2 separate regions of the Homo sapiens genome follow, and region 1 is linked to region 2. A link is an interaction called in ENCODE POLR2A ChIA-PET data of the cell type or tissue named here. Cell type or tissue: endothelial cell of umbilical vein. All regions are shown on one strand. Links, peaks and the distances in the headings refer to the core of each region. The heading gives the core; the rest is flanking DNA.

Region 1 (5,403 bases), core at 485-4,484, 510 kb after region 2:
AAGTTTGGAACTTCCTAGAGACTTGTTGAATAGCTTTGACCAAGATGCTGATAGTGATATGGACAATGAAGTCCAGGCTAAGGTGATCTCAGATGAAGATGAGGGACTTGTTGGGAACTGGAGTAAAGGTCACTCTTACTATGCAAAGAGACTGGCAGCATTTTGCCCCTGCCCTAGAGATCTGTGGAACTTTGAACTTGAGAGAGATGATTTAGGGTATTTGACAGAAGAAATTTCTAAGCAGCAAAGTGTTCAAGAGGAAGCAGAGCATAAAAGTTTGGAAAATTTGCAGCCTGATGATGTGATAGAAAAGAAATACTCATTTTCTGGGGAGAAATTCAAGCCTGCTGTGTAAATTTGCATAAGTAATGAGGAGCCAAATGTTATTCACCAAGATAATGGGGCAAACCATCTCCAGGGGATGTCAGAGACCTTCATAGCAGCCCCTCCTATCATAGGCCTGGAGCACTAGGAGGGAAAAATGGTTTCCTGGGCTGGGCCCAGGGCGCCCCCTGCTGTATGCAGCCTCATAGCATGGTGCTCTGTGTCCCAGTTGCTTCGGCTCCAGCTGTGGCTAAAAGGGGCCAACGTACAGCTCAGGCATTTGCTTCAGAGGGTGCAAGCTCCAAGCCTTGGTGGTTTCCATTTGGTGTTGAGCCTGTGGGTGCACAGAAGTCAAGAATAGAGGTTTGAGAACCTCTGCCTAGATTTCAGAGGATGTATGGAAATGCCTGGATGTCCAGCCAAAAGTTTGCTGCAGGGGTGGAGCCTTCATGGAGAACCTCTGCTAAGGCAGTGCAGAAGGGAAATGTGGGGTTGGAGCCCCCACACAGAGTCCCTACTGGGACACTGCATAGTGGAGCTGTGAGAAGAGGGCCATTGTCTTCCAGACCCCAGAATGGTAGATCCACTGACACCTTGCACTGTGCATCTGGAAAAGCCACAGACACTCAATGCCAGCCCATGAAAGCAGCCAGGGAGCAGGGGAGCTGTACCCTGCAAAGCCACAGGGGCAGAGCTGCCCAAGGCTGTGGGAGCCCATCTCTTGCATCAGCATGACCTGGATGTGAGACATGGAGTAAAAGGACATAATTTTGAAACTTTAAGTTTTAATCACTGCCCTATTGGATGTCGGACTTGCATGGGGCCTATAGCCCCTTTGTTTTGCCCAATTTCTCTCATTTGGAATGGGTGTATTTACCCAATGTCTGTAACCCCATTGTATCTAGGACATAACTAACTTGCTTTTGATTTTACAGGCTCATAGGTGGAAGGGACTTGCCTTGTCTTAGATTAAGCCTTTGGACTTGGACTTTTGAGTTAATGCTGGAATGAGTTAAGACTTTGGGGGACTGTTGGAAGGGCATGACTGTGTTTTGAAATATGAGGACATGAGATTTTGGAGGGGCCAGGGGTAGAATGATGTGGTTTGGCTGTGTCCCCACCCAAATCTCATATTGCATTATAGTTCCCATAATCCCCATGTGTCATGGGAGGGACACTGTGGAAGGCAATTTAATCATGGGAGCAGTTACCTTCATGCTATTCTCATGATAGTGAGTGAGTTCTCATGAGATCTGATGGTTTTATAAGGGACTTTCCCCCCTTTTGCTTGGCACTTCTCCTTGCTGCTGCCATGTGAAGAAGAACGTGTTTGTGTCCCTTTCTGCCATAACTGTAAGTTTCCTGATTTTAAGTTTCCCAGCCATGCTGAACTGTGAGTCAATTAAACTTCTTTCCTTTATAAATAACCCAGTCCTGGATATGTCTTTATTAGCAGCATGAGAATGGACTAATGCAACTCCCAAATGCAGTTATTTGTCCAGGACCTTAAATAATGTTGCAATTTTCAAAAACTACTTCAAAGTTACCTTGGAAAAAAATAGTAATGGGCAGAGCTTCCTTCTCATGCTTCCATTTCATTAAGCATGAAAATAGAAATATAAGAAGTGCTAAGAGAAATTACCTGCCCATTTTATTGAAGGTTTCCCTCCCCCAGGATGGCATCTAATTGCTTCTTGAATAGTTCTAGTGAGTTGCTTTTAAAAATGTGTCTTTTTGTTTCTAAAAGCATTTTCCATATCTATGACTTGGAAGGATATGAGGTTACATCAAATTTATACTTGCTCTTTGGCTTAAAATACATGCTTTGTATACAACAGACTAACATACATTGGAGCAAATAACAGGTCCCAAATCAGAAAGAACTCAAGCACTTTATCACTACACCTTGTTGTTAGCTGCCTTGGACCCTGGGTAATTTCTCTTAAGGGAGAAAACGTTGGAGCTGCAAGACATAGGATTAATTACTTTAACCTACTTCTATTTACGAATGTACAATTCCTGTGGATCAGTCTCAAGCTCACTGCTTCTGAATAACAAAACAGCATAATTTAGGCTCACCCACTAAGGTCCTGTCCTCATTACTGCAAACTAGACCCAGAACAATCTCTTTCCTAATGATGGCCCTTTTCTGGCCATTTTGGCATTATTTCAAGATCATATTAAGACAGTTTTTCAGTAACTACCAAAAGACAATTATTATTTCAAAAATTAGAGCAATAAGAGCATATCAAACTCTTCAAAGGAAAGAAACCCTAGAATATATAGCTACTGAAGATATAAATTAGTGAGTACATGAAAGTGACAAGGAAAACAATTCTCCAGCCAAGAAGAAAATGAGTTGACTCTCATCTTATGTGACATGTGTTTTCACTCCTTTTGCCTGAACAATAGCCAGCATCAGCAGAATCCAGATTTTATTGTGACCACTGGAAAATGCTTCTTTCCCTGAAAAGTATGGGAAAGATATGTAAGGAAACGGAATTTAAGAAAAAGTGTAATGGGAAAGTGGGGTGGGAGAATTTGAAGTCCCAAGGCTCTACCAAATAAAGAAGCCTTCTCAACCCTAAACTGTCAAGTGGTAGGTTTGGCAGCAAGTCCCCACTCTGTAGGACCTTTTGCTGAAGTCCCAAGTTCCATCAGGAGTAAATAATTTCTTTTGGTTGGGGGATTGTCCCTTATTCAAATGTAAGTCCCCTAAAGGATTAAACTCAAAAGTTGTCATTCCTAGAGGAATTAAGTTACTAGGCACTTCCCAGCAAGGTGGAGAGTGAAAAGAAGACAGAAAGGGATGAAAAGGAGGCTTTGGAGGGTGCTAAAACAAACTGAGAAACTGAATGGTGAAAGATTCTTCTTCCTGTAGGCTATGAAGAAAAGGTCTAACTTTATAGCAGAAACCAAATGTTTCAAAAGAGCAAGTGCATTTTGGATGGGAGAGGGGGCATGCGAGCAAAGGGAGAGTTGTGGAGGGGTATGGGTGCACACAAAGACAATGCAGCCTTGGGAGCTGTTTTTATATTAAACAAGATTAGATATGTGTACATATGTGTTGGGGTGAGGGTGCGGTGGGGTTTGGGTTCCAGAAGGAATGGCTGGAGAGTTAACATTCCATGTGGCCATGTGGTTAGTTAGAAGCCTAAACTCTTTTTGAGGCCAAAGCATGTTGAGTTGTAGTTCTCTATACTTTGTGCTTTGTATGCTAGTATGAGGAAAAGCTTTACCAACTGTAACCCAGTTGTTCGTTGACTCACGAACTTCCAGCTGCGTAGAAGCAGAGTCTCAGCCTTGCAACCTGCAAATGTTCCCCAGTTATTTCTGAGAGTCCCCAGAGGAGTGCTTCATATGTGCCTATAAACTAATCGATTGGTTAGTCCCACTGAGTGGAGTCTTCTATATTTTTCTTCTGTTCCCATCTGTCTATATCCTCTCCCCTTAAAATATCCTTTAGGGACTTCACTGCTGTTATAGACCATAATGATAAGGCCATTGTCTATGTCAAAGATGTTCCTCATCTTCTGCCTCTAGCTTCCTTTCTATATAGGAGCATCAAAGCCAGTCCAAAGAACACAGTGCAAATGGAGCTCATTCCAGCTCTTTGGGTCTTTCACTATAGTCCTCCCCAGCACCCCTCTCCCAATCAAACCTTTTTCTTTCTTTAACCAATTGCAAAACAAAAGCCCTGCACATATGACTGGAAGCCATTCCCTGTATTTTGGGCAAAAGTGAGCATACAAATGTATGTGTATTCATGGGTAGGTGTGGGTGAAGATGTGATGGAGTGTGAAGGAGAGGTAAAGATGCCAGTGAGTAGGTGCCACCCATTTCTTTGATGGCCTGATTATTCCAAATAAGCAGACTGGAATGGATGGATAATTACTGGGTCCTCCATCACAGCAGGGGAACAGCTTCCACATATTCATCTACAATTGGATTGTTACCAGTGGAAGTATCCGAGTTACCAGTGGCGAATCTGTATGGGTCTGCGGCAACTTTAATTTTTGCCACTTCAGAAGAAAGAATTCGACTGAGGGTCAAAAGGCAGAAAAAGAGAACAAGGTCAATTTCAGAGCAGGTGTGGATGTTTATTTAAAAAGGCTTTAGAACAGGAAAGAAAGGAAGGTACGCTTGGAAGAGACCCAAGCAGGCACATGAAGGTTAAGTGCCTGAAGGTCAAGTGCCCTGTTTAACTGTGATCCTAGGGCTTTATAGGCTCGCCTCTTTCCCATGCTTCTTCCCTTAGGGTGGGCTGCCCACGTGCGCAGTGCCCTCCCTATCCTTGGGAAGTGAGCACGCGCAGTGTGTTTAGGAAGTTGTACACATGCCCACCTACCTGAGGCTTCCTTCCCTTTTCCGGTGGAGTGTCTCTGGAAGGTCATACGTCACCATTTTATCTCTTTACGCACATGCCTAGGAAGTAGTTTACCCCTGGTGCCTGCATTCAATTAACAATTTAATGTTAGCAGCTGTGGATCATCAGGAGATTGTCTCTTCCTTGCATCCTGGTACCCGCTGCTGAATTATCATTTTTAGAGAGGCAATGTGATAATTGTCGGACCATCACCTGACATTCCTAGTGGGTAGGGGGGAAGAGCCCTCTCCTGCCCTGCCCCGCTCATGCCTATCTAATTACCTGTAACAGGATGGCTCAGGTTAATCAGGGAGATGGTGGTCAGGAAATACCAGCATTTTCACCTTCCTTCGGTTTGTTGTTTAAAGTAGCTCAGGTCTTTTGTGAGCCAGGCTTTCTGTGCCCCCTCCCCAAATGTTAGAAATTATCTTTGTTGAATAGAAAGACATAAGCAAGATTAACATTGACTTTTCAGTCAAATTTGAAGATCTGAAAATTTCCAACAGCTTCTGTGTTTTCTAGATGAGGAAAATGAAGCCCAGACTTTTCCCTATCTTTTTTTTTTTTCTTTTTTTTTTAGACTGAGTGTTGCTCTGTTGCCCAGGCTGGAGTGCAGGCTGGAGTGCAGTGGCAAAATCTCAGCTCAGTGCAACCTCCACCTCCCAGATACAAGCGATTCTCATGCCTCAGCCTCCCGAGTAGCTGAGATTACA
Region 2 (5,403 bases), core at 498-4,497:
CCCTATTACCCAGGAGAAATATTGCTAATCCAGGCAACACTAATGTGGAATGGACTCTAATGGCTTCAGGACTATGACCTCAGCACTGATCTCAACAACCTGCATTCAGTTTGGGTGAAAATTCGTGGCTTTGTATATGTTACATACCTGTGGACTTCATGCATTAAACTTGTTCCTCAAAAACTCTGTGAAGTGCAAGAATCTGCATATAGTCCTATTAATTTCCCTGAAGAGTTCAGGAATAAAGTTAATGAAAAATTTACCCATGATCACAAAAATTACACTCAACAAGGCTAACATTATTTTAATACAGCATTATAGCTTTATGGAAACACTATTTATGTGTACTTAATTCTTGCCAAATAGTAATGTGGAAGACAGTATCTATTCAAATGGTTCATCAATCTGTATGATCTTTTCACAACTTATTGAAGATACCATTTACCAGAAGTAAGGGTATATATTAGTAAAGTTTTCTTTTTCCTTTTTTTTTCATTTTCATTTTTTTTTTTTTTTTTGAGATGGAGTCTCGCTCTATCGCCCAGGCTGGAGTGCAGTGGCACAATCTCGGCTCCCTGCAAGCTCCACCTCCCGGGTTCACGCCATTCTCCTGCCTCAGCCTCCCGAGTAGCTGGGACTACAGGTGCCCGCAACCACGCCCGGCTAATTTTTTGTATTTTTAGTAGAGATGGGGTTTCACCATGTTAGCCAGGATGGTCTCGATCTCCTGACCTCGTGATCCACCCGCCTCGGCCTCCCAAAGTGCTGGGATTACAGGCGTGAACCACCGCGCCCGGCGTGTAAAGTTTTCATTAAGTGATTGCTCAGATAAAAGCATTTGTGAATGCTTATTCAAGAAGCAGGTAGTCGTCTTGTTGTGAAACAGTGTTCATTTATCGCATCTAGTTTGTCAAAACATTGTTTGACAGTATTGAATATAAATTGTTTTCTACCTGTTTGTTCTTCGTGACCTTTTTGCAGTACTATTTACTCAATTATTGTAGTTCACAACTAAACACACCTATAAACATATACTCAAAATTCCAAATTTTACAGACTAGTAATTTCAGATTTCTTAAACTAGGATTTTCTTCTTTCTAGTTTTAGTCAACACGTCTACATTCTTCATAGCCCTTGCTTTTCCATGATTTTACTAATTTATTTTAAGCCTTTCTATTGTTATATTAAGTAGCCTCCTTTGACAACCTACACTTTTATCATTAGTGTTCTAGTTCCAAGGTTAAAGAAGAATGCATTACATAGATTGGACAAGTGAAGACATTAGTATGGGATTGTCATAAAGGATTTATCAGCATTTGAAGCTCCTGACAAGCTTTTTTTTTTTTAATTTAGAAGAATGCCATTCCAGCCATTTAAATAAAATCTCCAGGAGAAGACTATTCAGGTTAGACCAATATCAAGTCGAAAAGACTTGACCTATTAAAATTATTCCAGTTTGAGTTGTAGGTGGGTGGGGCATCTTTTATTACAAAACAACCAAATGAGTTTTTAAAAAGATTTTTCTTTTTCTTTTTTCTATTTTTTTTTTTGAGACAAGAGTCTCTCTCGCTCTGTCGCCCAGGCTGGACTGCAGTGGCGCCATCTTGGCTCACTGCAAGCTCCACCTCCCGGGTTCGCGCCATTCTCTTGCCTCAGCCTCCCCAGTAGCTGGTACCACAGGCGCCTGCCACCGCGCCTGGCTAATTTTTTGTATTTTTAGTAGAGACGGAGTTTCACCTTGTTAGCCAGGATGGTCTCCATCTCCTGACCTCGTGATCCACCCGCCTCGGCCTCCCAAAGTGCTGGGATTACAGGCGTGAGCCACCGCGCCCGGCCCGCAAAAAAAGATTTTTCTTGACGAGAACAAACCATTCCACCAAGACTTTATCCAGCATTGCTTTATTACTTCCTAGTCCTGGCCTTGAGCTAAGACTGTCAAGAAAGGTAGGAGATTTCAGTTTGTTTTTTAGCCTTTGATTTAAAAAATCACGCATAGTATTTGCTGCAGGCAGAATAACACTTGCAGAAGAGACAGCAGGGGAAGGGACTGGGATTCTTCAAGGGGCAGCTTGACTGTCTGTCCACTACTGTTGGTTTGGTGCTCAGGCTTCAGAATTTTCTTATTGCAAATTATTACTTAGACAGTTTCAAACTTTCCCTTCCTCCTTGTTTTCTTTTTGTTAGAAGTCTCTCTTTATTTTTTCAAACATGCAGTCAGACTGAGGTTTTCAGGCTGAGAACTTGTGCAAATGTATGAACTCAGACATTGAAGTGTACTTAGCGAAGTTTTAAGAGTTAAATCATAGAATGCAGCTTTCATGTTTTCTTACTGGATTTCCTCTGCTATCAGCATCAGTTCAGACCACATTATGAATCCAGTTGAGAAAAACTGCACTTTCTTCCCAAGGGCACATGTTAGAGGAGTAAATGATGGTACTTAAGAACACATATTTAGAATGCACATTTTTAAGTTTTATGGAATAAGAATTCTAGTTGTGTTTTCTGTGAAGGTGACTTTTTAACAGGTTTTTTTTTTTTTTCCCCCTAAGAATGAGTCATTTTCTCACATTTTTCTTCATTATAGGGATTTTTTATTTGGGTACCATTTACCGTTTATTTTCTTTAAAGGCCAAAGAAGCTCACAGTGATGAGCTTTTGCTATTGTTACTGTATAAACACATTTGCTTCATTTCCAGGTACAGCGTTCATGTAAAATGAAACTACCTTATAAATGCACTTGAGAAAGAATGCAACAGTGTCTATTGTTCAGGATGCTTGTAATGTTCCTTTTCTTTTTTACATATGCTTTCCGGATGAGTCACTTTAATGGTATGCCGTTCCGCTGATAGTAATTCTTCAACTAAATATATTCAGTTAAGGAAAATTACAGGGTACTTATATAATCATGTTTGGGCCTATTCACATATAGACTTGCAAGAGTAAATTCTTACTTGGTCTTTCTTAGAGCAAAGATGTAAGAAGTGCTCCGTTAATTTGTCAATGGTTACAATGAATAGAAACATTTAATTCAGAAAAAAATCCACAAATTCCTGGAAATGCTTTTATATTTACATAGAATTACACATTCTTAATATGGTCTAGACAGTGTCACTGGAATACTGTGATTTTTTTTCTTGCATGCATATCTGTTCTCTTATATACTGTGTAATTGAAGAGTCCTTCCGTTCAAACTCTTGCTTAAAATATGTATCTTATACTTTACCTTAGGATTATGTATTAGAGAAAGTCTGTCATTTAAAATGTTTTGAATGAGGATCAGGCCACTATCATATATTTGCTTGAAGCCAGGGAAAAAGTATATGTATATTTTTCAACTGAAGCAAGTAGATAAATAAGATATGTGAGGAAAGTTTCTCCTACATATAACTCAAGAGAGTACACTAAGCTTAAAAGGTTATTTATGGAGTACAAGGAAGAAAGCTATAATAAAGAACCCGATAGCTATAATTTAATTTTTTAGTGTTATAATTCAGATTCAGTAATTCAGTAGCAGATTTAAAAAATGAAATGAGAGAAAAAAAATTAAAGTGCTACCAGACTGACTAATCAGTCATTGAAAATGCCTGTAGTGGGAATTTACTCAGATAGAAAATGTTTGCACTGTCATTAAAGACCCCCTAGTTTATATTAGTGAACTAATATAATGACAGGCACAAAAATATACCCTGAGGCTGAGGCTGTGCAAAGGCAAGCATTTCTAACCCACTCTGGTACTTAAATATTCTTGGCACTACAGGTACCATCATCACCCTGCAACCTCTAGTAAAAATCTCTCTCTCTCTCTCTCTCTCTCTTTCTCTCTCTCTCTTTCTCACACACACACACGCACACGCACATGCACCCCCTACCTGAGAAATATTAGAAGTAGTGTAGGCAAAGACCTAGTTAAATATTTAAATAATCATAATATTAATTGATTGCCAACTCTTAAGATTGAGGCAAATGTGTTCAAGGCAATTAATGAGGCAGGTAAACACATATTAATTCTTTTCTAATACTTTTTTTTTGTCTGTTACCTTTTAGACAAGTCTAGAAAGCCAAAGTGATGAACTTTTAAATGCCAAGGAAATACAGACTATTGCATGGGTTTTAATTTCCAGAAATATTATTTAAATTTGGAACTTGCTAATAAGTCTGATAAATTGGCTGTTAGTTAGTGTAATTGTCACTAGTTCCCAAACCTAAAATTCCATGTACCCTGTAAAATCTAAACACAGAAAACACAATCTAAATTTAGTTCTCTTTATTAAAAAAAGACCAGCTGGGCGCTGTGGCTCGCGCCTGTAATCCCAGCACTTTGGGAGGCCGAGGAGGGTGGATCACGAGGTCAGGAGATCGAGACCATCCTGGCTAACACAGTGAAACCCCGTCTCTACTAAAAATACAAAAAGTTAGCCGGGCGTGGTGGCGGGCGCCTGTAGTCCCAGCTACTCAGGAGGCTGAGGCAGGAGAATGGCGTGAACCTGGGAAGCAGAGCTTGTAGTGAGCCGAGATTGTACCACTGCATTCCAGCCTGGGCAACAGAGCAAGACTGCATCTCAAAAAAAAAAAAAAAGACCAATATTACGTTAAATTAGGCCATAGTAGGGATAGCAGGTTGGAAATGTCTGCATTTTTTTCCCGTAGATTACATCTAAATAGTTGTTTAATTCGTGGTAGCATGTATACAGTGGGAATGTGTATGTTGGAAGGTAGGGTGTAGGAAAGAGGATAGTGAAATATAAAATGAATATTTATGTACTAGGTATAATAATAAGTACTTTATCAAATCATTTAACCTAAATGACTACCCTTTAAGGAAGATATTATCATCATCATTTTGCAAATCAGGAAATGAAGGCCTAGAGAAGCTAAGTCATTGGCTTAAGATAACCTAACTAGTAATATGTATGGCTGAGATTAGAACCTAGGTCTGTCTGATTCCTAAAACCATTCCTACCCCATCCAATTCTGCCACAGCAGCATATATAAGTAACATGACCTTGTGCCAATGAATGATAAAGAGTACAGGTTTTATTTCATGATGCTGGCCTTCCAGGCTCCAGAAATACTGCTTTACATTTACAATTTCCTGAGATGACATCACTTATACCCCTCCTTAAGAGTAGTGCATACCTTATAGAATTTTTGTATTAGATAAGTTAATACATAAAACTACTTAGAATAATGTCTAGCACATAGTAAGTACTCAGTAAATGTTGGTTATTACTTAAGAACTTAAGTAATGACTAATTCTTTTTTTTTTTTTCCCGAGACGGAGTCTCGCTCTGTCGCCATGCTGGAGTGCAGTGGTGCGATCTTAGCTCACTGCCACCTCCGCCTCTTGGGTTCAAGCAATTCTCCTGCCTCAGCCTCCCGAGTAGCTGGGACTACAGGTGCCTG

Evidence for each region. Peaks named below come from ENCODE experiments on the same cell type or tissue, not always from the same donor. Only the 100,000 strongest peaks of a DNase experiment are listed, where the experiment ranks them.
Region 1: POLR2A ChIA-PET joins it to region 2 with 7 read pairs; 2 of 35 experiments call an interaction of 5 or more read pairs at or near these places.

Annotation. Positions count from the first base shown.
Region 1 is chrX:97,742,683-97,748,085 of GRCh38, forward strand. No RefSeq gene overlaps it. Among named protein-coding and RNA genes, the nearest start is that of ERVFC1, 96 kb to the right of the region's middle. In endothelial cell of umbilical vein, for the core only: no CTCF peak of the experiment used is centred there; no DNase peak of the experiment used is centred there.
Region 2 is chrX:97,236,045-97,241,447 of GRCh38, forward strand. All of the region lies in intron 22 of DIAPH2 (diaphanous related formin 2), which reads left to right. Among named protein-coding and RNA genes, the nearest start is that of DIAPH2-AS1, 330 kb to the right of the region's middle. In endothelial cell of umbilical vein, for the core only: no CTCF peak of the experiment used is centred there; a DNase peak (open chromatin) is centred at 2,827; H3K27ac peaks cover 1,624 bases.